2 separate regions of the Homo sapiens genome follow, and region 1 is linked to region 2. A link is an interaction called in ENCODE POLR2A ChIA-PET data of the cell type or tissue named here. Cell type or tissue: A673. All regions are shown on one strand. Each heading gives the region's core, and the rest is flanking DNA. Links, peaks and the distances in the headings are about the cores only.

Region 1 (7,970 bases), core at 3,449-5,948, 430 kb before region 2:
AACCCGGGAGGCAGAGGTTGCAGTGAGCTGAAATTGAGCCACTGCACTCCAGCCTGGGCGACAGAGGGAGACTCCGTCTCAAAAAAAAAAAAAAAGTTGATTCCGGTGGTACAGTGGCTCGTGCCTGTAATCTCAGCACTTTGGGAGGCCAAGGTGGGGGGATTGTTTGAAGCTCAAGTTCCAGACCAGCCTGGGCAACAGAGTGGGACCCTGGTCTCTACAGAAAACAGAAAAATTAGCCAGGCATGTTGTCACATGCCTATAGTCCCAGCTACTTGGGAGGTGAGGTAGGAGGATCGCTTGAACCCAAGAGGTTGAGGCTGCTGTGAGCTTTGATTGTGCTACTGCACTCTAGCCTGGATGACACAGTGAGACCCTGTCTCAAAAAAAAAAAAAAAAAAAAAAGGAAATGTTGATTTCAAATTAGGATAATTTCAAATGTGATCTTTGCCCTCAAGAAAATTAGGATGTATTAGTTAGTTTTAGAAACACAAATGTTTAGCTTTCAGTTTATAAAGCCATGGGGAAAAAAAGTGTTAAGCAGAGCTTGAGTTCCTAGGTGAGTCCGCAAAGCCTGTATACCCATCATGGAACCCAGTGATAAAATGGAGAATCCTTTCATGTATTACAGTTCCTGGGAACAGGATGCCTTATGGTCCTGAGGCAGGAGGAAATATCCTTACCTCATCTGGGCACTAACATGGTGGGAAGCTGGGAAGCATTTCAGAATAGGTCAATATTGTCCCAAATACCCTTCCATCAATGTTGCTGATGCCTCCTTACACCTGCCAATATGTTTCCTCCAGGCCACAAGTACCCATTTATCCCAAGGTTACTCCATGTCCACCATCTTAAGTCTGCCACTGGGATAAGGGAGATAAAATAACCTTTACCTTGAAAGAGTTCCATGCTCAAAAATGCTCTTTTCCTCCACATTATCAAAATTTCAATTCTCTTGGTACAGTTCAGTTCCTCTAGGGATTAAAAGAAAAGCAAACTGGTGGCATCAATTCATGCTGCTTTTGTGAATTATTAACAATCTTTTTACCTACTCAAAGATTCACTTTCTAAACAAGTATGTTTGCTAAGTCAGACAAATTTCTAATGGGGTTATTTGTATAATATCAGACACTGTATCAAAAGGTAAGGAAAAGAACTCACAACATCTATTAAATGTTTTTAGAAAGACCACTCGTAAATATCTATTGGCACTGTGGGTTGTAAATAAGAATAGTCATCACAAATTAAAATGTGGACACACACACACAAGAAAATTATGAACAAAATATAAAATGGCTGCTAGAACAGTGTGGAATATGTTATAAGTGCTTAAAGCAGACTAAGATGCTTTTCCAACTATTCATTGCCGGAGGGCTTCACAGGTGTGGCTGCTGAATGAGGAATGACAGGATTTGTATAAAATGAGTTGAGGGTGACAGGTAGTCGGAGCCCAGAGAATAGTACAGCCCTTCCTTGGTATCCATGGGGAATTGGTTCCAGAATCTCCCCACAGATAACAAAATCCTTGGATGCTCCAGTCCTTGATATAAAATGGTATAGTATTTGCATATAACCTAGGTACATCCTCCCATACACTTTAAATCATTTCTAGATTACTTATAACACCCAATACAATATAAATTACATGTAAATAGTTGTTACATTGTATTGCTCAGGGAACGATGACAAGGAAAAGTCTGTACATGTTTAGTGCAGACACAACCATCCTTTTTTTTTTTCAAATATTTTCAATCTGTGGTTGGTTGGATCTGCAGATACAGGATCAGCCAATGCAGAGGGCCAACTCTATAAGTAAAAGCAGCACTGGAAAGTGAGTCAGTAGGAGCCTGTCTTCCAGGAAGGTCCCTGTTTCTCAAGAGTTCTTTTCCTGCAGGGGGAGAGAGGGTTGGATGTCAAGGCAGGAATGTGTGGAGTATGCTCACATGTGGTATCCTTGAATTCACCTAACAACCCTATGAACAAGCATTTTAGAGAGGAGGAAATCAAGACTCAGCAAGCCTCAGTAACTTGCCCCATATCCCATGGTTGCTAAATAGCAAAATCATGATTGAAATCTCAACCTGCCTGATTGTAGAACCTGAACTCTTCTTGTCATCCAGCCGCTCTCTCCCTTCCCACCATGGGGACCCCTCAGCACCAGCAAAAATGAGGGTGAGGAGGCAGGGAGGATGGAACCTTCTTAAGCATAGGTAATTTGTCAGTTGAAAATCGCACATGGATAAATGTCTTTAAACCCTATGTAGATAGGGAAAACTCTTGATATTACTGAAAAGTAATATCGACGTAGCAAACCTTCTGAAGAGAGTGCTAGTCATGGAACCCCTCATTTGGAAACTATTAGAACAAGTGAATTATTTTTAACCATCTTTTAGACCATTCAGAAACAGAGTGAATTGTCCAGGACAAGATTGTTTATTTTTTGAAAATGTATCCAGTTTTGTCTGTTTTTTAAAGATCTTCTTGGTAGAATGTGGCAGAATTCTACTACAAAAGCTCCTTTGTTCACGTAGTAGTTCCAGTGTTTCCAGCCATTCCTAGAGCCCAGGAGCCATGCCAAGGCCTGGAGCTCCCGTTCACATCTGTGCAGTTACACACAGAGAAGCTTCCTCTTCTATGGGGTTGTAATCGTTTATTTACTTGTCATTAGGGATGTCGCAGGTTTCCTGTTTTGGGAAGAGGTGTTCAGGGTTAGAATTTTATTGAGGGAGAGGGACTTAGTTTGGTGTCACTAAAATGCCTCCATTTGGAGTTAGGTCCCGGCTCCCTCCTGTCATTTCCTACTTGAGTTTTCACTTTTGCCCTTGCCAGGGTCCTCTCATTGCCCGTGAGCCCTTCCAACCACGAGTGGGCATCCATCAGAAACTGGAGGAACCAAACGAGTACAAAAGCTCATGGGGGAGTTCTGTTGAGGACGGAGGTCAGAAGCATGTTTCTAGGAAAATGAAATGTGGGGATTAACTATGGCTTTTCTTTATTTAGGCTAACCATGTCTATAATGTCATAATTAGGACGAATTCTCTGCACTTGAATGTGTTGGTAGGAATTTTATTGTCAAAAATATAACTTAAATGTTTTTCCTAGCCTATTTATACTGTTAAAAAACAGTTTCGTCCAGAAATGGAAATAGAGGGGTAGGTCCCTGAATTCAAACCAGGCTACTAAGAGACATTATCGTCAAATTCTTTCTATGATAGAATTATTTCAGTTGCTTATGAAAGCTGAATATGTGTAATCATCTTTCCAGACCTGGTTGACCGTATTTTATTTAACAAATTAACTAGCTGATGGACCAATCCTCAAACAACCATGATTGTTATTAACCACTGAGGTTTTTGCTGATCTCTGGATGTCTCTCATTCAAATTCTAAGAAGTGATTTTTCATCATCAAAGAGATTTGCAGTATCATTATAGTTGTTTCTGCTCATCAACTTTTTGATTTTTTTTGGCTTGTTTGAAAACTATTCTGACTGGCTACTTTGTTCCTTTTTTGTCATTTGATAGTCCACTTTGTTAGTTAGGAAACCAAATCATTTTGTACATTACGAGTCACTTGCTTATTAGACTCACTTTTGTTGGAATTGAATTTGTCCTTTTCCCGTCCTGATGGGAATATGAGCTTCCTGTGTTGGATCCCTGCTCAAAGGGAGCGAGGATGCTAGTGGCATAACTGGAGGGAGTACCTTTATATCCTTTTGTACAGTCTCTGGGCGGAATTGTTGAAGGACAGGAAATTCTTCTCTAGCAGGAGAAGGGCGTCTCCCACTTCGGTACAGAAATCTCACACTCCGCGTCCTCTGGCACATCACTGAGTGCTGGAGAGCACGAAGCCAGTGTTTACTGCTGGTCCTTGGGTGTTAAGCAGCCCTCCACTGCTTTTATTGTACCATTAATTGCACTTAATGCAGCTGCATTTCTCGTACGCTTGGCTAGGCTCTGAAAATTAAGTAGAGGGTACTTTGTTATCAAATTCACTGTAATGAGCTCTGGTGGGACAGGGTCCGTTAAGTTTGAAATTACCTCGGGCCATTTCTAAAGGACTTCTTAAAATAGTTCACATCTATAAAAGTTTGTAACTAGATAAATAGCCATGGAGAGTGTAAGACCAGGCAGAGGGAAATCCACATTTCTCCTCAGTGCATCTTTGATAAAATATGGATGTGTAGAATATTTAAGAGTCATGTTTATTTTCTGCATTCTCCTCTGCCTTCCACATTTGCTAAATTTCAGCTTTTAGGCCGGCAGTGTGTGCATTCAGGTTTAGTTGTTTCACACCATGGTTTATGCATACAGACTGCCCCCCTACCTGTTTGCTTCCTTTTGAATCCAAATCGTACATTAAACTAGAATAAAAAGTAGGACCCCCCTCTGGGTGTATGCAAATTGGTTCAAGAAGGGATCACGCCTCTAAGAACAAACGCACTGAAGAGACAGCTGTAACTATTAGCCAATTAGTTTCATGTTACAACTACTAGCGGAGGCCTGAAACGGATTCGTGATACCTGACTAATAGATGCTTAAAATGACTTTAATTCCCCCAGTATTCTTAGCCCATATGACTGACTGCTGTAATGCTTTGCGGCTAATAAAATTTCAGATTGACTAATTTACTGGGTAGCTTTACCAAAACATCCAAGTAATCCGTACATACTCATTAGAGACAGGTCCAGAACACTTTCCCTTAGGACTGATTTGAAAAACCTCACTGGGATCAGCCTCACTGAGCTTTAGATGCACTGGCACAAATCAGGTGAAGGATCTTCTACGGTTTTAGTGCAGCAATTTATCTGAGTTTTGTGGTTAAAGTTTGAGCATGAGGTAATTAGAGCCCTCCAAGCTTGAAATTCATGAACCTTATTCCCCCTTTAATAGACTCTATACAAGCTTGCCAAGCTCAGTGTTTGACTGATATATATGGAGGCTTTGTTAAAAGCCTCTGGTCAAAATGTAGTTTTAAAAAACTCAAAATCAGTTTTTCTTTATTTTTAGCTCTTACAGGTGTAAACACGGAAGATTGCCTCATGTTATAACTGAGGGCCAGTCAGCAGTCTGTTGTGCCCTTTGGAAATATACACTAGTCAATAATCAAATACCCGCAGCCGTGCAGCACCACACCTGCTGCCCAGATGGGGTCGACGACAAACATGACATGACCGATGAGGACTGGGGAACAGAGGGGTAAAATGCTGCAGTCTGTTTGGTTTCTTCTACTCTGTATCCTCCTTGGAAAAAAAATGGAAGATAACCTTTAGGCTGCTACCATTTTTGTAGTAGGAGTGCTTGGGTATATATGTCTCTGCATTAGGCAGTCATAATTTAACCAAGCTTCCCAATGCCTACCATGTATATATGTCTTTGGAAGTTGAAAATATAAGTTGAAGATTTAAAAATGTCTAGAGACACATGCACACATGCATATACGTGTATGTACACGTAAGTGTAAGAAAGCAACCATGCCATACCGCTTCTTTTTGTGTACTCTCACAAAAGATCATTACACTCCAAATCCATAATATAGAATCACTATTCAGCTATAGTCTTGAGGATTTTCATATATGCCAAGATACTCCATCTCTAATAAATGTTGCTATTATTCCAGTTTTGAACAAGGGCATGACATGTGATTTACTCTATAAAATCGGCAGTTTATGCATGTTCTCACTCATAAGTGGGAGTTGAACTATGAGAACACATGGACCCAGGGAAGGGAGCAATACACACCGGGGCCTGTTGGTGGGTGGGGGGCTAAGGGAGGGATAGCATTAGGAGAAATACCTAATGTGGATGACAGTTTTTGGGTGCAGCAAACCACCATGGCATGTGTATACCTATGTAACAAACCTGCACGTTCTGCACATGTACCCCAGAACTTAACGTGTTAAAAAAAAAACATCTGCGGTTTAAAAAAATTTACAAATGACTCCAAGAATACACATCTTTGAGGAAGGGGAAAGGAGCTAATGTTTAGCAAATACCTCTTATGGGTCGGATATTGTCTTAGGCACTTCATGTATGCTATCTCATTTAATTCTCAAACAGCATGCTAAATAAAGCAGGTATGTTCACCTTTCTGGTAACCATATTTCTCTGAGACTTTTCTAACTGGCCCAAGGTGGCACAACCTAGAAAATGACGGAAAAGTCATATACACCACTTTGGTGACTTTCTTTAATCTTCGTCGTCAAAAGCATCTTGTCAGCACTCATTTTTGTTTTGCTACAGAGAGATTAAAAATTAAGATTGAATGAAAATGTATTGTTTTCTCACTATTTACTAGGTATGTGCTAGAAAACTGTCGCACATTTAACCCTTGCCACAACTCTTTGGACTGGGTATTATTATCTCACTCTACAGATGAGGAAACTAAGATCTGGATGTCAGATGTCTCATCCAAGTTCACCAACTAGTAAATGCCAGGGCTGTTATTTAGAAATAAATGTTTCTGACTCCCAACAATTGTGCTTTTCATACTAAACTACAGCTGTCTTCCCATCTTTTTAAGTGTTCCTGAATACTTCCAGAATAAACATTTCAAGATTCTTTGATGGATATTGTAGAGGACAGAGCTAGACATATGCTGATACTAACAATGGAAGAAATTATTTCTAAAAAAAGTAAAACCAGTATGAGAGGGGAATAAACTTGCAACAATATATAAAGCTTACTTCATCTCAATTTTGGGTAAAAATTTGAAGAAAATAGTGACTTAACAGCAATGGTGCAAGTGAATAAAAGTAAGTTAGTTCAAGAAAATGAAAGTGACTATATAGGTCTTATCAGAATCTGAAAACCTCAAAGCAGACTGTCTCAGAGAGGAATAAAAATGAGAGGAGAGCTAAGGGGAGCAAGTTGAGGTCAGCATTTAGTATTTTCTTCTGAGTACTAAGGACAAAGTTTATATAAACATTTTTGAAATTCCAGAAAAAAAAATCTCTTTCTCACTTGCCAGATAGAAAGTTCAACCTCAGTGATGATGGAGGCAATGGCTTCTGTAAAAAAAAAAAAAAAATATTGGGAAACAAGGTCTTTTTGTCTGCCACATATAGCAGTCTTGGCTTTCTCTTTATTGGCATAATCAAAATTCATTAAATAATGCATTTTAGTTTCCTTTGATGATTTAATATTCTTTTAGCTCACACCTGTGTATATTAATAATCACTTGCAATACTTGCCTGTGGGTATTTGACAGATCTTGGCTGCAAGGAAGAAATACTTGTTGCTTTTGTGATCCAGGAGTTGTAGGGACTCCAAAAGCAATTCCAAGTAACTCCTCTATTTATGACATTTGGAGAACTTTTGCCATGGCAAGAGATACAAAGACAGAAAACTTGGAGCCAATTGGACCAGGAGAAAACATTTTTATTGATGAGCAAAGTGATGGATAGTATTGGTAGCATGAAGTAAGTAGGAAGCCTCAAAACAGCATCATCCCAAAGTGGGGTCTTGCATTTTTTGTAGCATATTGGTATCTTTGTAAATCTCTATATATGAAGTTTCATGTCTTCATGAACCTGGTAGGAAAGTCACTCTAGTAGTGGAGACTGGAGTCCTTGCAAAGGATTTCCTATTTACGCAGAGGAGAAAACGAAGGTGAGACAGCTCTGATGTAGCCTGCAGGACTAGCAGAATGGAGACTCATTAACAGTGGGCAAGAAGGGACAGAGGTTTTGGGGGAACAATGATGGCTTGGGTTTAGATATATTCAGGCAGCTTTCCCTATCCGATTCTAGTTCTGGATGTGGATTATAGATCATTATGTTGTTTAAACAACATCTGGAAGAGCTGGAGGCTGAGATCCCTATTGTAGTGGCTGGGCACCACACCATGGTACATTAAGTTTGTAGAGTCAAGTTATAGTGAAATATTGAAAAAAAATAGTGTGTTGCTTATTTCTCAGCTTTATCTAAACTCCTGGTAATTTTGTAGCTTTTTAAAAGAGTTTTTCATCTAT
Region 2 (7,970 bases), core at 2,593-5,092:
TCTCGAAGACAGTGCTTTCGCTGTTTCTGGAAAGAGAGTTATTCAGAAGAGTAGGTATCTCCATCCCCCAACTCCTGGGGAACAGAAACTTATCTCAGCTCTTTGAATATGGCTCCCAGCCCCTGAGCCACAGGCTGAACTCCAAAAGACCTTCTGTGCATGTGAGCAAAGCAGGAGCATCAGTGGTGTGGCTGGCTCCAGCAACACACCAGCAGAACCATGCAGGACCCCGCATCCAACCGCCCTGGCTGTTCGCACTGTCCATGGAAGGGGTCTGACTAGAGCACTGATCTGGTGGCCCTCTTCTGACCAGAGGTCCTTTATATGACCATTCAGGAGATTCTTCCTGAAGATGAGTCTCCCCTACCCCCTATCCATGTCCCTGGAAGCTTCTAACCCCAGTTCAGACCTCTGAATTTAAATACAGTCACATGCCACTTAGCCATGTTTTGGTCAACTACCTACCACATATATGATGGTGGTCCCATGAGATTGTAATACTGCATTTTTACTGTACCTTTTCTGTGTTTAGATATACAAATACTTACCACTGTGTTACAGTTGCCTACCAGTATTCAGTAGAGTAACATGCTGTACAGCTTTTGGTCTAGGAGCATTAGCCTATACCATATAGCCCAAGTGTGTAGTAGGCTACACCATCTAGGTTTATGTAAGTGCACTCTGTGGTATCCACACAATGATGAAATACCCTAGTGATGCATTTCTTAGAATGTATCCCCATCATTAAACAACACACGGCTGTACATGCAAGGTGCCACAAATGAGATGGTACAGCCTAAAGTTGAAGCATTTATACAGAAAAAGCCAGCCAAGTGGCCTTTGTATTTACCTCCTCTCCCCTTTCTTATCTTGGTCAAAGAGAGCTATTTCTTATCTTTCCTGCCCTTTGCAATTATTTCTTCATTTCGAACTCAGAAACATGGAGATGTTGAGCTAGCCAGCACCTCAAAGTATGAACATCCTGTACTGTGTTTTTAACCCTGCGTTAGCAACACTGACATGGAACCAAGTTCAGTGTCAGAATCTGTATATACCACGTCTCTGGAAAGAGCCTGCCTGCAAGACAGCAGATTCTACTCCCAACACGGAGTGTGTGTGTCTTGATATTGCACACCAGGGATTTAGGGAACACACTTGTTGCTGAGAATGAATGGGTGTTGTGTATCGTAGAAGCAGATGGCTCTTCAATTAATTGGGGAAAAAAATGATGTGGTTTCCTGAAAAGAAACATCAGGTTCTTTGTTGCTCAGAGTTTAGAGAAAATGGAGAAAAAAATCAGGATCTTTGGAAGAAGCCATGGATATATTTTTGGAATAATACAGGCTAGAGATCCAGACTTCACAAATGAATATATTGTTTTGAGGACACTGTCATAGACCATGTGTGCAGAGGGAGATGCCTTCTCATTTTGGAATCTTAATTAAGGTCTAAATTCAGAAACCTGAGGCTGACAAAAAAAAAAGAACTTTGTCTTCCTCAGTTATTATTTGGAAAACATCATGCATCATGCTATCTCTCTGGGATTTGATTTACAGCTTGAAGAAACACAATTCCTCAGGAACAGTGAGCGAGGGCAGTTCATTTCTCCCCATTAAGCAAAGGTCTCCAACAAATATGTTTGATGCCTTTCTTTCCGATTTACTTTTATCTCATTTTCCGTACCCAGAATAATTTGAGAGTGCTGAAAATAAACCACTCCACCATTCACTATTGTGCTATTCTCCTAATTTTTCTGGTATCTTGCCAACTAATAAACAGAGAAGGTATGCTTTCAAATTCTGATTTTTTTCATTACTTGATATTGACATACCGGCTATTGCTTTATGATTCAGCCTACTAACAATGATTGGGTTCATTCTTTTAACTCATACACATGACTTCTAATTTTGAGTTCTTTTAATAACCTTAAACACATGAAAAACAAATAGAATGAGCTGATAATTCTGCATAGTAAAATACACTTCACATATTTAGCTATCATGCTGTGGAATAACTCCACAATGTCAAGTAGCACACAATTAGTAAAACTGTAGGGGGAGGAAAAAGAGTGTTTTGATCCTGAAGAAGTTTGATCCTAATCAGATTGAAATTTCAGCGTTCTTGTAGTGCTTAATATCTTCAATCACACACACAAAAAAATCAAACTGATTCCAGTGTCAGGTTTTGCATTCTGTGACTGAAATAAAATGCTAAAATATACAAATGCATCTCGCTTTGTACAATAAACATTAACATCATTATAAAGTAAGATTGAGTCTAAAATTGTGTGATGGAATGTCTGATGTTTACCTAATTCTCAAACCAAAGCCAGCCCAGTAACAAAATGACAGACCATGTAATAAGTCTTGGTTGTGTAAACACTGGAAGAAAAGGCAAAAAGCCAGCACAGCATCTTGCTTTTCCAAAGCCCTAGGCTATTACTGAAGGATGCCTCAACTGTGCCTTCTTGGCAGGAGAAGGTCATGGCGACATAGAATCAGGTCAAGAATAAGATAGAATTCTAAAACAAAGGGATGGTTAAAAAATAAACCACATTAACTATTTAGTTTTTCTTCCTAGAGCTATTGGCACAATTCCTGGTTCTGTCCTGAAAGATAGGTTGTAGTCATCTGGTAATATTTCTGATTTTTTAATATCTGTCTTATGCCCCAGTTTGATAAAGCGTTTTTTTAAAAGACTTAATAGTCTTTGATAACTAAAAATACTATCTTTATCACTTATATCTTTTTTCCTTGCCTAGGCATCTGTAAATCCATAAATGAACTTGTCTCTAGAATAAGAAAAGTAAAGAGGAATATCAGCTGTGCCAGGATTACAACTCTGATAAATTGAACCAAGAACTTTAGAGCATCTACTCTTCCACTAAGTTAACATGAGATGACTGATAGTTCACTGGATTTCAACAGAAAGAATCAGTAAGAATCACATTATTGACGCCAACATGGTATGTTAGTGAAACTACACTGGAACTCTAAAGCCTAGGGAGTTCTAGGGCCCCTTCTTTCACACTGTGACCAAAGACGTCTGTGATTTCTTTCATTTAAAACCAATTTCACCAATTATTCAGGTCAAATCAACATTTAAAGGTTAGAATTTTAAACCATTCACATTAGTAATTATTGGGGCATCTTCACCTCTTCCTCCCTCCAGTTCTCCATTGCTCAGGAGGTACTGGCTTGGGAGATGATCACTCACAGCTTCCCACAGTTACACACTCCAGTTACTTATGGTGTCTGTGTGGCTCTTCAATTATGAGACGTTTCAGTGCAACCATCTACCACTCTACTTCTGCCTGTAGCCCCCCAAAAATGGAGTGCTAAACCAAACAGAGATGCATGCTTTGCACTGCTCTTTATTCCCATTTAATCCAGCCCTTTGTCTAGAGAAGGAGCTGAATTTGTCTCGAGATATCCCTAGGGTTCTTTGTGGGTCCAATCAGCAACAACTTTCTAAAACCTTAAAGAGTGGCCTAGGGGAAAACTTCCTTTCTCTTTATGATGTTCTGCTCCACCAGGGAGGCTCAAGGCTCTGGAGCTGTGGGATTTCAGAGAAAAGGAGCCAGAGACTGTAGGTGTGGTGGCAGTTTTTTCCTTCCTAGCACCTGACCCAGTCTCAGAAAACTCTGGAAGAGTTATTTCAGAAAGACAGAAGGACTTCAGATTGCCTTTGAGATCACATGCAGTTAAAAAGCATGGCCTATCCAACATACTTGGGGGTTGTTTTTTTTTAAAAAAAAGAAAAAAACAGTAGCTTAAGTGTTTATTTCTTAATTACAAACTTCTATACTTTCTAACAAAACTAATATACAGCTACCTGATATAATGCATTCCATGCTGTTTTGCATCAATAACCCCTACACTTCCCTCCTGAAGGCGTCTCATCGCCAAATGCAAGCAGACTGCTTAATGCGGGACTAATTAGTATATCCCCTTCCAGTCTGCAGGCCCTCCATTGTAATTCCTTCCCAGCTCATTTTTTTCCACAACCGAGCATCAATCAAAGTAAGTGCCCTGCCTGCCTAGGCAACACAAGATGTCCTCCATGCATTTGTCATCTGCCACACAAACAAAGGGGGAATTTAATTGTTGGTTTGGGTATGCAGCCACTGCACACAGAAACGGAAGCTGCAAGTGAAGGAAAGAGAAAAGGTGGAAAGTTTGATGGGTGGGCCAAATGCAGATAGCACGGGGGACTTTTTTCTGTTTTCTGATCTCAGCCTTTCTTCAGGGGTGGGTCTTCAGGGATTTAGCTGCAACCTGGTCATTGGCTGGACTCTTCCCAGAGCAAGTAAGTGTTCCCCTTCTGCCATATGAATATGAAAATTCCCATGAAAGGAAATGCATGTAATAGCTACCATGTCTGACTTTCTTCAGAAGCCAAGTCAGCCTTCATCGTGTGCCTGGCCATTAACCGAAAAAACCGTCACAAGGAGGCAAGATAAAGGCAGGTTTTTATGCAGGGATGAATTTGTATTATTTTGTCTTAGTTTTTTGGGGGGGTGGTGTGGGGGGGCGGGTACCGGCAGGGAGACAGTGCTTGTTTTGGCTTTTCAAGTCCATGGGCAGGCAAGCACGGAGTCAGAGACCAGCAAGAGGGTTGAGCTCCAGCGGCGCATCCCTGCTGCGCTTACTACACTGTGCATCAGTGGGGCAGTGGTGTCAGCACCCCCTGGGAACTCAGAGACGCACATTTTAAGGCCTTCCCCAATCAGAATCTGCAGTTAGCAAGATCCCCAGCTGACTCGTATTCATGTGAAAGCTTGAAAAGTACAGACCATACTAGTCTTTAGACGGCACTATTTTACACGACGTAAACAGTAAATACAAACTGAGTATCTGAAGGGTTTTCTTTTCCTCTCAAATTGGATGAATTCTGAGAACAGTAGCAAAAGGTGAGTAGTGAAATAACTCTCAGGGTACTCGATCAGTATTCCAATGAAACAAGAATAGGATTAAGAAGCTGACTTCTTTACAAAGATATAAAGTTTTAAATATCAACAGGAAAAATTTAACAGAGTATACATAGTACTAATATCCAACCTAGTAAGCAAAAGATCTTACCGTTTTTTTCCCTTGGGCGAATACTTTCCTGTGTACTTGACTGTATGAGTGAATATGAGCAGTCGTTTTTTTCCTATTCAAGTTTATCTAACATTTGTGAGCACTTACTAATGCAAAGCCTGTGTCATTGCTGTGAGGTTTCAAAAGCAACTAAGGTATGGTGTCCACCTTCGAGGAGCTTACATACTAATAGAGAAGGCAGCATGAAACAGCCAATTCTGAATAGCTAGTATGAAATGAGGTCTGTTAAGATGTGCAGACAAAACACAGAAACCCCAGAGGTGAAAGCAACTAAGGGGAGGATGGAGAAAAAGCCCCAGGGGAGGCAGATTTTCCCTGGACTTTGAAAGAGGATGGCAAGAGAGATGGAGGAGTGGTCTAAGGCATTGCAGGCTTAGAAGAGCATAGGAGAGACATAGAACACAAACACATGATCTTTTCTGTCTCCCCAGAGAGCAAGCCAGAACTTTGATTTGACTGACAAATTCTAATAAAATTCTCACATGGATTCGCAAGCTTCTCATTATTATTTCAATTAGTAGCTGCTTTTATTTTTTATTGTTATTTTTATTTATTTATTTATTTATTTATTTTTTTTTTTTTTTTTTTTTTGAGACAGAGTTTCACTCTTGTTGCCCAGGCTGGAGTACAATGGCACGATCTCGGCTCACCACAACCTCCGCCTCCCGAGTTCAAGCAATTCTCCTGCCTCAGCCTCCCGAGTAGCTGGGATTACAGGCATGCGCCACCACGCCCGGCTAATTTTGTATTTTTAGTAGGGACGGAGTTTCTCCATGTTGGTCAGGCTGGTCTCGAGCTCCCAACCTCAGGTGATCCACCTACCTGGGCCTCCCAACGGGCTGGGATTACAGGCATGAGCCACTGCGCCCAGCCTAGTAGCTGCTTTTATAGTTTTTTTAAAACCTTGTATTCAACAAAAAATAACCCATTGCTCTTATAAGGCACGATCAGAAGAAGAAAACAAAATCAATACTTCTGGCCGGGCATGGTGGCTCATGCTTGTAATCCCAGCACTTTGGGAGGCCAAGGCGGGTGGATCACAAGGTCAGGAGTTCGAGACCAGCCTGGCCAACACAGTGAAACCCCATCTCTACTAAAAAATACAAAAATTAGCTGGGCATGGTGGCAGGTGCCTGTAATCCCAGCTACTCAGGAGGCTGAGACAGGAGAATGGTGTGAACCCGGGAGGTGGAGCTTGCAGTGAGCCAAGATCATGCCACTGCACTCCAGCCTGGGTGACAGAGTGAGACTCCATCTCAAAAAAAAAAAAAAAAAAAAATCAATACTTCTGAGTCATCCATTTTCACCTAAATCAGTTAACCTAAATAAAATCAATTCCATTACTTCTTATAATGGCATCGTGTTCTCAATCTTATACAAACTATTTTTTAAATTGTTTCCTGAAAACATTCAATGATACCTCACATATCTCAAAAAACATCAAACTTTTTTTAACTTAAATGAGTGGCATAGGATTTAATTCATGTATGTGTCTAACATGCAACAGTTTTCCCATACATGCAGGGTTAACTAAAGATCAGGTCATTCAAATCTCTTCATGAACTCCCACATCTTCTCTGGCTTCCTAGAACTTTTGGTGGGGCATATCGACTAGAATGCACCTGGTTACAAGTAACAGAAAATCCCAGTAAAAATGACTTAACTTTCTCTTCATGATCAAAAGACTTGATCAAAAGATCAAGATAGCATCCCCATCATCAGTTCCTCATAGGGCAATGTCCAAAGTGCGGAAGGGGTCAGTCGATGTTTTGTGTTCATTTTGGAGCTCACAGAAAACATTTCCAGAAGCACTTCCCCACCACCCCACAGCAGGGAGAAGCCTCTTGTGTCTCATAGTCCCGTGTGTCGAGTGACCAAGCCTAAGCCACTCACTGGCAAGCGGGTAGAATTACTGTATCTGGCTTAAACAATCGAGGTTTATTCTCCTGGGATTTAGGAGGAGGCCATCAAACATAAAACCCAAAATCAGACTTTTGTTATCCAGAAGGAAGTGGCAGAATAGCTGTTGAGCAGACGACCAACAATGACTGCTACATGGAAGAATCTATGTTTTCACAATAAAGTACTTGGATTTCTAAAAATCTACATAACAGATGAACAAATGGAATTTGTCTGGGATCCTGGAAATGTTTCTGACTTTCTGAAACACTAGTTTTTACATACCTGTGCCTCACTACTCATGTATTTCTTTTTAAAGATGTTTGTTTAGTGGAGTTAACAAAATGATTGCCTCCAGAAGCACAGGGTCCACCAGAGACAAAATAAATCTGAGTATAAGGTCCACATCATCCCTTTTGTCTGTTTTCACTTCTGCCTATGCCCTAATCAGATTAACTGCTTCAGTACTTGATAACACTTAATTGTTAAAGGGAGGTGAAGAATGCACCCAGCCCAAGTCAGACGCCCTTTGCGCTTTCATAGACCTACATACCACCTGCCATACAGTTGTCACTGTTGTAAACTTATTAGTGAAAATGACTGATAAGCATCTCTTTCTCATTCAAAGGCAAGTAGAGGTAAATCCCTCTTTCCAGAGTGAATAAACTTTTTCAACAACCTCTCACAGTAGAGACTTCCACTTGAGTTTCATTGCCCAGTGTCTCATCATATTCCAAACCTAAAACAATCCCTGACTAGGGGAATGCAATTATCAAGACTGATGGAGACTAACGTAGGACAGGCCTGTGACACATTTTGCACACTCTGATATCCCCCAGTGACTAGCACAGAGTAGGCACTCAAAAAAAATGGATTGAATGAATAAATCCACCATTGTCCTCAGTTCCTAGCCTTAATTTTTTTAATTCCATGTTGAGGAGTTCACCGCTTCTCATTTATATAACAAAT

The links. ChIA-PET counts read pairs that join two places held together with the same protein. Peaks named below come from ENCODE experiments on the same cell type or tissue, not always from the same donor. Only the 100,000 strongest peaks of a DNase experiment are listed, where the experiment ranks them.
Region 1: POLR2A ChIA-PET joins it to region 2 with 5 read pairs; 2 of 35 experiments call an interaction of 5 or more read pairs at or near these places.

Annotation. Positions count from the first base shown.
Region 1 is chr14:33,346,145-33,354,114 of GRCh38, forward strand. The region is part of intron 3 of NPAS3 (neuronal PAS domain protein 3); the gene reads left to right. Among named protein-coding and RNA genes, the nearest start is that of SNORA89, 360 kb to the right of the region's middle. In A673, for the core only: no CTCF peak of the experiment used is centred there; a DNase peak (open chromatin) is centred at 4,397.
Region 2 is chr14:33,779,075-33,787,044 of GRCh38, forward strand. All of the region lies in intron 9 of NPAS3 (neuronal PAS domain protein 3), which reads left to right. Among named protein-coding and RNA genes, the nearest start is that of SNORA89, 74 kb to the left of the region's middle. In A673, for the core only: no CTCF peak of the experiment used is centred there; a DNase peak (open chromatin) is centred at 3,997.